Linked DNA regions of Mus musculus: region 1 is linked to region 2. A link is a contact called in ENCODE Hi-C or POLR2A ChIA-PET data. All regions are on one chromosome and are shown on one strand. The core of a region is the stretch at or near the end of the contact, and the rest is flanking DNA. Distances in the headings are between cores, read along the strand shown.

Region 1 (6,379 bases), core at 2,844-5,343, 650 kb after region 2:
CAGAAGGGTAGGTGCCAGGGGTGTGCTTACAAGTGTATGGGATACAGTTTCAGTCTGGAGATGACTAAAAAACAGTACACATATACTTTATACTACAGAAGATTAAATTTTAGATGGCTAAATTAGTATATTTTATGTGTATTTTAACACAATAAAAACAACTAACACCGTCCATTCATTTTAGAAATGAATCCAAGTTCACATAGCTGATCAGTTTCAAATACAAAATTTCTAATTGTAATACACTAACAATGTGTTCCTAAATTTATTCTAAACAATAAAAATTAAGAGGTAAGGTATATAGGCAAGAAAACTTGTCAACCAGATATGAGGCCCTGGGTTCAATCCTCCATGCCACAATAAACATTTTTAAGAACCAATTATCAAGGCTGGCAGTGGTGGTACAGACCCTTAATCCTAGCACTCAGGAGGAAGAAGCAGGTAGATCTCTGAGTTCAGACTTGTCTACAGAGTGAGTTCCAGGACAGCCAAGGCTACTCCAAGAAACCCAGACTTGAAAACAAACAAAAGAACCAATTACCTTGGAAACCATTTGGCGTGTTCTATCCAGGGGTCATCTCCAGGTTCCCAACATCTCAAGCCACCATCACAACAAAAGCACTTGACATCATCATTGCGATCCACGTAATAGAATCCAGCACTTGCAAGCTGCTCGGGCTGAACAGGAACACTAGGTGGCCAGTACAGAAATGTCCTCAATCGAGCAGAGTGTGTCTGCATACTTAGATTTGATATACTAAACCTCTGTGTTTCTGAAGTATTTTCCAGAAATGGACAGTGGGGAAAATGTCTGCGGTGCTCTGACATAGCATCATCCTTTGGTTCCCAGTTGCTCAGTTTCCCACCACAGGCAAAACAGGCCACCCTGTCTCCAGGCCCTATGTAATAGAAGCCAGCTCTGGCCAGCTCTGCTGGTGACAGAAAACTTAAAGGCCACATACTGTAAGTAAGAAATCTGGCCTCTTCTGTACTCATGGCATAGCTGCAGGGATCCATCCTTGATGAGAAGTCTTCCACTGCTCTAGAATTAAGAGGGCTAGAGCACAGGTTGGAGTGAATGCCACCTCGTTCCAGAGGTGACGAATGTGCAAATCTACTTTTCACAGGAGACATATTCTTAGATGGAGACTGCAGACTGGCTGAAAGCAGAGTCTGTACAAAGCTGCAGCTGGGATAGAACTGTCTGTGCTTTTCAACAGGACTGTCCCCTTGTTTCCAGTTATCCAACATCAGGCCACAGCAGAAGCACTTGACTTTGTCATTCACACCTGTATAATAAAAGCCAGCACGAGCCAGACTCCTCTCTGAGACAGGAACTCCCCTGGGAAAAGCTGAATATGTAGACATTCGGTAGAGTTCACACGAAAAGTCAAACTTCATTTTTTCTTCGCTCTCCTTTGTCCAATTTGACAAGATTGTGCTCTTCTCCATTATACGTTTAAGTTTTTGGTGTAAGGTACCTTGGCCGAGTCTCTGGGAGACAGTTTTGTCCATGAGTAGTAATAGTATTTCTGACCGCTTAAACTTCCAGATGAAGTTTCTCACCACTTGACACTAGATCTCCACCACAGACACCTGACTGGATAGATTCATTGTCTTCTGCTTGGACTGGTGAATTGACACCCTCACAGGACAAATCTGTCTCACTTGCCAAGACACTAGTTAGGACTCTTTGGGGGTCACATGAACTCTTCTGGGTAACCTGAGATCTATTTACCCATAACTAACTTCTTATTACTAGTTATGAAGCCTAGGTACTAGGGCATATATTCAGGCTCTTTTCCCTTATAAGGACTTAAACATGACATCTGAACTACTCCTTTTCCTATGAAATGAAAGGAACTGAGTGAAGTCTGCAGCTGGTTTTCCTTAGAGAAGATGTCATACAGTATTCTCTAAAGTGGGTTACATCAACTGCAGCAGTCAGCTCAGGTCTATTAAGACTACAGTATTCACTGTAAAGGAACTGCGCTTAAAGCACAGACTGTTAACTCCCTCACTGTTAAATCTTCTATATCACCACCTTGACTCTGTATATATCATGTGAATACATCTGGTCAACAGACAGTATTTTGCACATAAACCTAAGACTGCATTTTATAAAGTCCGCCTGTGTTTAAGGCCCTTTCCACTATAAGTCTGTTATAATTAAGAACGAATCAATTCAAGACATGGCTTTCTTTTGTTACCTCAAATAACTAAGAATCTGTTTTAGCAAAGCTTTTCTGTTGCACTAGCCTTCTTTTTGAAAACTTCGTATTTTATATAACTAATCATACACAAGAACACACTGCAAAGCAAACCGCAGCGTCTTATAGAAATGTTCAGATGTCCATGAGTGGGCTGATTTCTAGAAAAACATAAGAGAACATGAAGACTCTTGAGGACTATCAATCTGAAAGAAAAAAAAATATTTTAGAAAACTAATTACACAGAATTGTCATCATCAATTTATTCAGTAATGTCTAAAAATGACACACTCTAGATAACAAATCTTGACTACAGCAGTTCCTCACCCAACCAGTCTACTTAGAAAGGGTCTAAATCAAAACACACCACTGCAAAAGCATTCTCAAAGTACTAGTTATGCTTGTCTTTAAAATGCATAGCTCAGTATAGTTTAAAAATTAAAACTTTGAAAACAATGGACATTTCCATTTGTCAAAAACTGGCCCCCGATTTTCAAGTTTGTTCCTTTTATATATTATTTATTTACTATTAGAAAAAAATGTACTATACTTCATGAACTTTTTTTTTTTTTAAGGGACAGGGTCTTATTCTGTAGACTAGGCTGGCTAGAAAGTCAATATAACCCAAGCTGGTTTTAAAACTTTTTGGAATTCTCTTGCTTCAGCCTTCCAAGTGCTAGGACCACACTACCACCAGGCTCTTTTCGTTTTCTGATTTAAAGATATTTTGATATGCACTTCACTGGAGACAAAAGGCACCATAAATAGTGGAAAGGTAGTCTGTAAGGCTACTGATATAGCTCCATGTTAGAGCACTTGCCTTGCAGGTAAAGAACCCTAAGTTTAATCACAAGAAAAAAATTATATATACTTTTATATTCTATTAAAACATTTAATTGAAATATATAATACAGATATAAGTACATATAAAATATATTTATACACATAAACATATGTTAAGTTATAATACAATATAAAATAAATAATATATACGATATTTTCTATTATATTAAAATATAAATATTTCCTGAGGATTCCCGAGGTATACTTGCAATTTTAATCTCAACACTTGGAAGACAGATGCGGAATGAAACGCTCCTGCCGGACAGAACATTTGAACTAGCCAGGGCTAAATTAGCCAAGATAAAGGCACCGGGAAGAGCTCATAAACGGAATCCGTGAAGGACAACCATTCCCTAACCACCACAGGTAACATCTCAAAACCAAAAAAGTACAAGTGCCGGTAAAGCAGTGGCCTGAACAAAGCTACCACTACCCGTGTGGCCTAACTACACTAGCTGTTACAACGCCAGCAAGCACCCAACCGACACGGCTCTACGCCCACTGCAGGGGGGCGACACGTAGCTTGGAGAGACAAGAATGGAGAACACCTTTCCCAGTTAAACCAAACCTCTCACACGACTACTGGGGACAAGTAGTAACTGATGTGACAACCGTCATCCCCCTGCCGCACAACTTAGTTTAAAGGCATTAAATGCCGCGGGCTTAAAGCTTAAAAACCTGCAGAAAATCTGAAGAGACAGCCGAGGTGCTGCACACCAGTAATCCCAGCACCTAGAACGATTGGAGGCAGGAGGATTGCCGCAAATTCGAGACTAGCCTGGGTTGACTGAAAAAATAAACCGAAAGGAAAAGAAAGCAAAACTGTTATACAAGTCCAAGCCCAAGGACTTAGGCAGGGAGCGGGGGTCGGGCGGCCCTGAGAACTGCCTTCCGGGCCGAAGGAGGAGTCAGCTAGCCCGCCCAGCCGTCGAGAGCCACGCTCGCCCGTCCTGACGAAGGCAGCCGCACTCACCACCGAGTCAGGCCCCCGGCGCCCTGGAAGCAGAGGCGCCTGATTGTTGATCCGCAGCCTTCCCAAAAGCCCCTGCGGCCAGCGGGCCGTTGAGGTGACGTCAGCAGACGCGCACCGCAAGTTGGAACGCGTGGAGGACGGGGTGGGGCTGTGGGCCAGTCGCGCGCGCCTGCGCCTGCGCTCGCGCCTGCGTGCTCGGGCTTTGGAAGCTAAACGTTCGGGCCGCTGGGACTCGGACGAATAAGGCTAGGCTTTCCCGAGCGTCCGTCCTTGCCCCACTGCCTCCGCTGGGCGTTCCGGACTTTGATGCCATGTGTTTTAACCTGCAGTGCACCTTTAATGGCGGCAGCCCTGAGCCGCGCCTCCTAGCTCCCTGTATTTTCCGGCCTCACCCTGCAAGGGTCCTAGACAGGCACTAAGGCAAACGTGGCGTCATAGGTAAGGCGGCTCAGGCTCGTGAGCTGGCCTCGAAACGCCTGAGTAAAGCGGAATGCACGCGTGTGCGTGTACATTAAATATAATTTGGTTTTTTTGTAAGATGGGCTTTAACATTTTTGACAAGTGGGCTCCTCTGGCAGGCCGGCATGGTGGCGCTCACCTCGAATCCTAGAAATTCAAACCCAGTTGGGGCGAGGAGGTAGTTATGCATTTTTAAATTATTATTTTTTTTAAAAAGTGCTCTTGCAGGCGACCCAAATTAAGCGCATCAGGCCATAAATTTAAAAAGTAAGGAAAAGGCTGCGGACTAGTTTGGAGGAAGGCATTGAAGGGTTAACAGTATAATGGGAGAGAGTATGATTAAAGCGCACTATATATCTGTGATGAGATTGTAGAAGAATACGTTTAAAACTGGAAAAATAACCCTGACTTCATTGTTCACTAGCAGTCTGTCTCCCCACCCCCCACCCTCTGCTGCCTTTCCCGTACCGAAAGTGCTGCAAAATCATTAGCATTCAGGGTAGGACTTTCTGATGTCCCCACCCCCACCCCCGCGGCCCTGTTTGGCTTGGATGATTTGTTATGGTTAGTTTTGCAGTTTTTTTATTTGTTTGTTTAAGAAAGGATTTTATTGTAGGGCCCAGACTAGCCGAGGATTTAGCATCCTACCTCAGCCTCCAGTGTGCTGATTAGAAATGTAGGCTACTACCAGTGAGGTTTCTACAGTTTAATTTACTTTAGACTTGAAGGTCTTAACGAATGAATCAGATCTTCTCTCCGGGGGAATTCCATGTTAAATGGGCAAATATTTTAAAAACTTAGAAGTAAAACAGACCGCTAAATTAGGCTGCCAGGGGAATTCCGGGACCCTGAACCGTTTCCCATTTTCTTTCCCGTCATTTCTGCTGCAAGTCGGTCAGTCACAGAACAGGCAGTCTTCTGGTCTAAATGCTGATAATAAAAAGAAAGTATTCATGACAGTTTCTGATACACAGAAAAGACGTGCCAAGGTTCCCAGTGACTAAACTTCCAATGGTACACATGTGCCAATGCCTTGTTCAAGTCACTACTTCTTGGAAAGTTACACAAAACATTCCTAATATGTGTGGGAATCTAGCAGGGCCTGTGCACATTGAATTCAAGAATATGTCTCTCTCAGTTCTTGTCCTGACCTACTTCAGTATTTAGGAAATTTTCAATGCCCAAAACTCAGACGTTTTAGAACTTATTACTTCTTTTATAATATATAATCTTGGAGTCCAGTTGTTTATTTTGTTGACCATTAATTCAACTAAGACTTTCCCTATTGCCCATGTAGAGTTTGGTAATTTTGAAAAATATATTTTATTATTATATAATACACATATATACATATACTGATGTGGTTATCATGACATCTTTCATTTTATATACAAAAAAGTATACAGTTCAGAGTGGAGAGATGGCTCAGTGGTTAAGAGCACTGACTGCTCTTGCAGAGGTTCTGAGTTCAATTCCCAGCAACCACATGGGGCTCACAACCATCTGCAATGGGGTCTGATGCACTCCTCTGGGGTGTCTGGAGAGAGTAATGGTGTACTCATATACATAAAATAAATAATTTTTTTAAAAAAAGTATACAGTTAAAGACACTTTTGAAGAAAAATATGATTGAAAAGACTTCTACAACATAAATTGTATAATAAAACCAGGGGCTGGAGAGATAGTAATTAGAGCACTGGCTGCTCTTACACAAGACCCTTGTTCAGTTCCTAAAATCCACATCCTAGTTCACATCTGTAACTAGAGTTCCAAAGGATTTGACACCCTCTTCTGACCTCCATGGGCACTGCATGAAAGTTAATGCGGTGCCCAATCCCATTCAAGCAAAACGCACATCCAATAACATATATAAATGAATAAAAAGCGTAAGTCT
Region 2 (5,743 bases), core at 1,489-3,988:
AAACAAAAAAAAAAACCAAAAAACCCACAGCAACACAACATGGTCTCCCAAAGTATCATTGGCTGGCTTTAAGCTTCAGTCTCCCTTCTTCACTTCCCAAGAACTGGGATGACAGACTCCACAGCTGTTTTAGAAGCCATTGAGAGGAAAGGGTGAGAAATTGTAGACTTGTGAGAAACTACAACTGAACTTGGAAATTTCCATCTGGCACATTGTCAGTTTAAGAAGCAAACAGTTATTATGTAGTTCTTTCCTCTGAATTGAAACACTTCCTCCTCTGAGGAAGAGTGAGAGTTACAAGCCCCAGGAAGCCCAGGAAATTTACCACTCACAAGCCTCTCCCAGGCTACATAGGGAACCCGACGCTGCTGGGGTGAGGTGGCTCTTGCCTACAAGGAAAGCAGCTGTGGAACAGTCCTTTCGGTCACCTATGTTCTATAAGTGACTTCAATAAACCCTTTGGCTCATTAAGCTAGACTTGGGTGGAACTGTGTCTTTGATCTGTCATTGGTGTCCAACCTGGGGTGAATGAAGTCATATACCACCACTCCTGAGTTTTTTCCTTATTGTCCCTTTAAATCTGTTCTATGAACACATTTTTCTCAACACCTTGAGCAAAATTCAGTAAAATATCATATTGCAGCAGTGCTGCTCTCTGCTTGGTTCTATATAATACATTTCTTTACTAGGGACTTCAGGTAGTCTCAGGACTTGAACAGGAATGATATATCAATTCAGGAAAGAACCTTTAACCACTAGCACAGGATTCACTGTTATCATTTCATAGGTATCATTGTGATGATGACACTCAATGTCAGTCTGCCCCACAGAAATCCAGTCACAAGGCCAATACAATGGCTGTGGTCCAGTACACTGCTATAGGATGAGTAGAACAAGGAGCAGGTGTTACCTAGTGTGTATCTCTGTATTGCTCTTCAATATTAGTTCCTGAGTGCTGTCTTGAAATGTCAAAAACAAAGTCCTGATTTGACAACTAATTCTCTGGGTTTATGGTTATGGAAATAACTCATAAAATTTTGACTTACAGTGTTTGAAAAAACAACAGTAACTTTTGGAAAGGAAAACAAATGGATTCAGTACAACAATCACATGGGCAACCCATAAATTCTTTTGTGCCTCCAGTGCTTGCTTATTTTTGACAAGTGTAGAAAAGTCCTATTTTTAAAGCTGTAAGGAAAAATATAAACTATACTGAATATGAATATATATATATATATATATATATATATATATATATACTTAGCACATCTCTGGGACTATTTTTGGCTACATTAATTCAGATATAACTATTTTAAAAGTTCTGTTTTCCATTTCTTCATTCTACAATCCTTAAACCTAAGAAATATGCAAATCATCAAACTGTCAAATGAATAGACCTGTTTCAGCCTTGTGTGCTTAATCTGTTTATGTTGTGCCACTCTACTAACAGACGGCTAAAATGCATTTTTAAGATTTTTCTTCATAAAGTTGATGAGTACCTTAGGATCTAAACCAGAATACCCTTTTGTTTTAATACTACTTCCTTTCCTTTCCTTCTTGTGACTTAGTCAAAGAAAATTAGACCACATAACAAAGAACTCAGCACCCTCATAGCTTCTCATTATTTACTATATAGAAAATCAAGAACTATCACGAGCAGCAGAAAAAATTAAATCACATAACTAGGTGCTTTTCTGTACACAGACATAATGTCCCTTCCCAAGTCTCACAACCTGAGTTCCACCTCAAGAGTGACAAGATTGATGGAGAAAATGAACTTTCAAGTTGTCATCCCAGCACTGGCACACAAGTGCCCCCACAATAAATACATATATAAAACAAACAAACAAAAAAAAAACCCTTCATCTTTCAGTTGTCTACTTCCTGTAGGGAGTTCTGTTTTAGAGCTTACATTTTATAATTTTCATGTAAAAACAATGTTTCGTGCATTGTTTATAATAGAGTCGAATGGGTTATAGGTTTGAACATTATGTTCACTGTTAAAAAAACATTAACTATATGCACCAAACATTGAAGTGTCCTCTCTCAGGAAACTTGTGAATTCCAGGGCATATTATGTATCCAGGACTCATTACAACAACCGGTTTTTTTCTTTCTCCTTGACTAGATTAGGGTCCCACGATGCAGTCACAGAACCACAGGGATAGAATTTAAAGAAACAGTCTTCTGTCACAGTTGGGTTACAAACATGGACTTCATTCACTAAGAATCTTCTATGAGATAATTTTACCTAGCAAACCTTTCTTATAAGCAGTATTTCCATTAGAAGTGACGTGATTACTGTTTCTTGAGAGCAGCCCATTAGAACAGTTCCCCAAATCCTCTGTAATAAGTCAGTCCGTTTCCCAGTCTCTTATCCAAGAGGAGAGTTCCTCAGAAGTAAAACATGGAGGCGTTGCCTCAGCACAGGAGGAAGCCATAAACTGACCCTGAGCATGAGGGAGAAAAGGACAAGGAGCGCGAGAAGTTGATCTCAGGCCCACCAAGAACACCCGAAAAAACTGGAGCGGTTGCACGTCAGGAGTGGGCACACTCACGCATGGCTCCTCACCAGATTACTTCGCTCGCCAGCTGTGGAGCGTTTATGATTTCTAGAAAGGACTTCCCGCTGGAAACCCGCCAGAAAATCTCCGGAGATTCAGGCTCCACCTGCAGAGACAAAAAATCCCAAAGTAGAGAGACCGCTCCAGGCCCTGCGAGCTTCCTTTCTACGTCACTTCCGGTCCAGAGCCATCCGCTTCCGGGTCAGGCTAAGCCGCCTGCTCTTCGCTGCTACTGTAGGTGCCGCGCTGTCGGCGTTCGCTGCTCCTGGAAAAGCCCGAGCCGCGACACCGCCGGCCTTAGCGCTGCGCTGCCCGGAACCGCCCCTAAAGAGGAGACCCGGGGCGGGGTCGCGCCTCGGGCCTCCGCTGCGGTCCCCGGCAGGCGGGAGCCGGCGCTGCGGGGCCTGCGGCGGAGCGCGATACCCCTCCCCGGCCGCCCTGTCTACCTTGCCGGGGAAGGCGGAAGATGCCAGTGAAGAAGAAGAGAAAAGCTCCCGGAGTGGCAGCGGCGGTCGCGGAAGACGCGGGCCTCAAAAAGTGTAAAATCCCCAGGTACTGCCTGTCCCCACCCCGCTGGCTCTCTCCTTCCCCCGGGGCCGGACAGGCCGCTAGCCGGGAGGAGAGGGGCGAGCCCTCTCAGGCGAGGCGGTCGGTGAGGCGCCCAGTCTCCGCTCCGCGCGGGACCGAACCGCGTGTTCGCCTGTACGTGCTCTCTGTCGTACTTGGACAAGCTCTGAGATTCGTCCCACTTTGTTGTCTGCGTGCCCAGAGGGTAGGAAACAGACGACCGTACGTATGCATTCTCCATCAAATTTCCCAACCGAGAAGTGAGCGCGGATCTGCCAAGATTCACGGCGTCCTTGTGTCACACTAAATCGAGCAGAATTGGCTTGGTCCCCACATTGTTAAATGTCAGAGTGTGAAAAAAGGAGCAGAGCTTGAAGAGTTTTGACAGCTGCCTTGGGAATGATGGAAAGAAAGCCTTTGCTATAATTGGTCTCCCGAGTTAGCATTTAAAGTGGCCTAACCTGGACGATCCCAGCAGGAGGCCTTTTAAATCGCTGGAGCCTAGGCTTCTGGACGCACCAATGCCTCCACTTCACCTGTACCAGTTCCGTACACTTAATTGGAAAAGGCCCTTGTGGTTTTTGTTTTCTGGCATTAAGACGCTGGTAGCTCTCAACCTCCTTTTAGGCGTTAGCAAGCTATTGTGCTCCATGTTCTCTTAGGGGAAAAGAAAACAAAGCAGAACTGTAAGTTAGAGCCCTTTACTCGCTTTGTGGCATATACTCAATCATCACAGATTCATTCCTCAGAAAGTCATTGCGATTTAGCTTTGAGAAGTGGGCTTCTTCCCATACACTTTGAGTTGTTTTTGTATTAATGGTCGACACTTAAAGTGACAAATACTACCATTACAACAAGACAGCCTGGAACAACAATATCAACTAATCAGTACCCCCAGAACCTATGTCTCTAACTGCATAGGTAGCAGAAGATGGCGTAGTTGGCCATCACTGGAAAGAGAGGCCCTTTGGTCTAACAAACTTTATATGCCTTAGTACAGGTAAAGCCAGGGCCAAGAAGTGGGAGTGTGTGGGTTGGGGAGCAGGCCTGGGGGGGGGGGGGTATAGGGGACTTTTGGGATAGCATTTGAAATGTAAATGAAGAAAATATCTAATTAAAAAAAAAAGACAGGCTGCACTAGACAAAGGAGATTTCCCTTTAAGGAGAGATGCAGTGAAGAATGGACTGCTTAAACTATGAAGGTGACTTGCTTCATCCTAATCTTTTTTGTAATTGATTGCTTTGTTCTTCTCCCCTTGTTGTGTTTTAGCAAAAGAGTCTAGGTAATATTTTTTGGGTGATGTATAAAATAGAGTTTTCATTATGCCCTTTGGCATACATTTTTCTTAACTGTATTAGCTCTTGGAGAATCATATCTAAGATATTTAAATTAAGTCAGTTAAAACAGCTGGCTGAGCAGTATCATTTGACTTCAGGTGATTCAGCCTAAATTATAACAGGGATTTTAATCCACATCAGTAGCAGAATGGAAGTAAGGCTTCAGGCCTTCCATAAGGTATGTAACTTAGTGGTAGAGAGCAAGCCCAGCATGAGCAGTCTAGGGAGAGCTGTCTAGCCTAGTCTTGGGTTGAGACTTAGAATGTACTTCTTTATTATCTTGAAATCTAAGGAAATAATTTTAGTTTCTAGTTATGGAATCCTGTAGCAAGCAAAGAAGCATTTAGATTTCATTGGTTAGAAATTCTTACACATAGAGTACAGGTCCTTATTGCTAATACATAGCTCCTTTCCTCATAATGCTAACTTAAAAACCATTTGTCTCATTTACATGGAAGCAATTCTTGTTGAAGCTACTTTATCACTAAGCGTTGAGTCGTAGTAAGTCTTAGGCATTTGTGTGTTTTCTAAGCTATTGCAGATCCCAGCCTCCTGCTAGACTCATCAGTGGAGAGGAAGATTTTTCAAGAAAGAAGTGCCTGGCTTGGTTTTATGAGTATGCAGGTAATGAAATTCATGGAGCAAGATACCAGTCATGCCCATTTAAAAGCTGTGTTTTATTATTGCTGACCTGTTATGTGTACTGGGATTAGTGTCAAGGCTAAAGGCTTAGAATTTAGTGCCATGAACATGTCTGACAACTTTTTTCTCTCTTACCTGCTTTCCTACTTTTATTTTTTTTCTTCTTTTATCATTATTATTCTCAAAAGTATTTGCTTAAAGCTAAAACACGTAGTAATAGTCGTCTTATATTTGTACTAGCCATGTTATAGTTTTAAGTGGTGCCATCTTGTCAAGTTTCAGCTAACTGTACGGAAGGCTAGACTAGGATGTAAAGGGGGCAACAACTTTGCTATTGGGATCAGCAGAGTGATCTTTCTAGATCAGGGGAAATAAATGCTATTACTGGTATCCCAAGACAACCACTAACCCAAATTAAATGTAGAGAATTCTTTTTTTTTTTCTGACCTCTATTTAAAATGTTGACCCATTATTAAAAATGACAGTTTTTCATATACATTATATCGAATCAAGAGGTTTTCATCTTATTTCACTTTATAAATGTTACTAGATACCATAAAGATAGTCATTTTGTATGTGTGTGTGTATATATATATATCTTTTCCCCTTGAATGCTTGATTGTATTAGCTCT

The links. Hi-C counts contacts between places; a loop is a spot of excess contacts on that map. ChIA-PET counts read pairs that join two places held with the same protein, here RNA polymerase II (POLR2A).
Region 1: a map of left cerebral cortex shows a loop between it and region 2 (2.8-fold over the local background). The contact joins the promoter of Birc2 here to the promoter of Dcun1d5 in region 2. A Hi-C loop is called at or near these places in 3 of 37 maps with a recorded cell type or tissue (T-helper 17 cell and left cerebral cortex). POLR2A ChIA-PET finds 5 or more read pairs at or near these places in 2 of 5 experiments (Patski and embryonic stem cell).

What each region holds. Positions count from the first base shown.
Region 1 is chr9:7,832,964-7,839,342 of GRCm38, forward strand. Birc2 (baculoviral IAP repeat-containing 2) reads right to left here and starts at 4,094. Exons shown (of 8, transcript NM_007465.3): 1 at 4,027-4,094; 2 at 542-2,416. The coding sequence starts at 1,515.
Region 2 is chr9:7,181,767-7,187,509 of GRCm38, forward strand. It overlaps Dcun1d5 (DCN1, defective in cullin neddylation 1, domain containing 5 (S. cerevisiae)), which reads left to right and starts at 2,739. Exons shown (of 8, transcript NM_029775.3): 1 at 2,739-3,116; 2 at 5,002-5,093. The coding sequence starts at 3,031.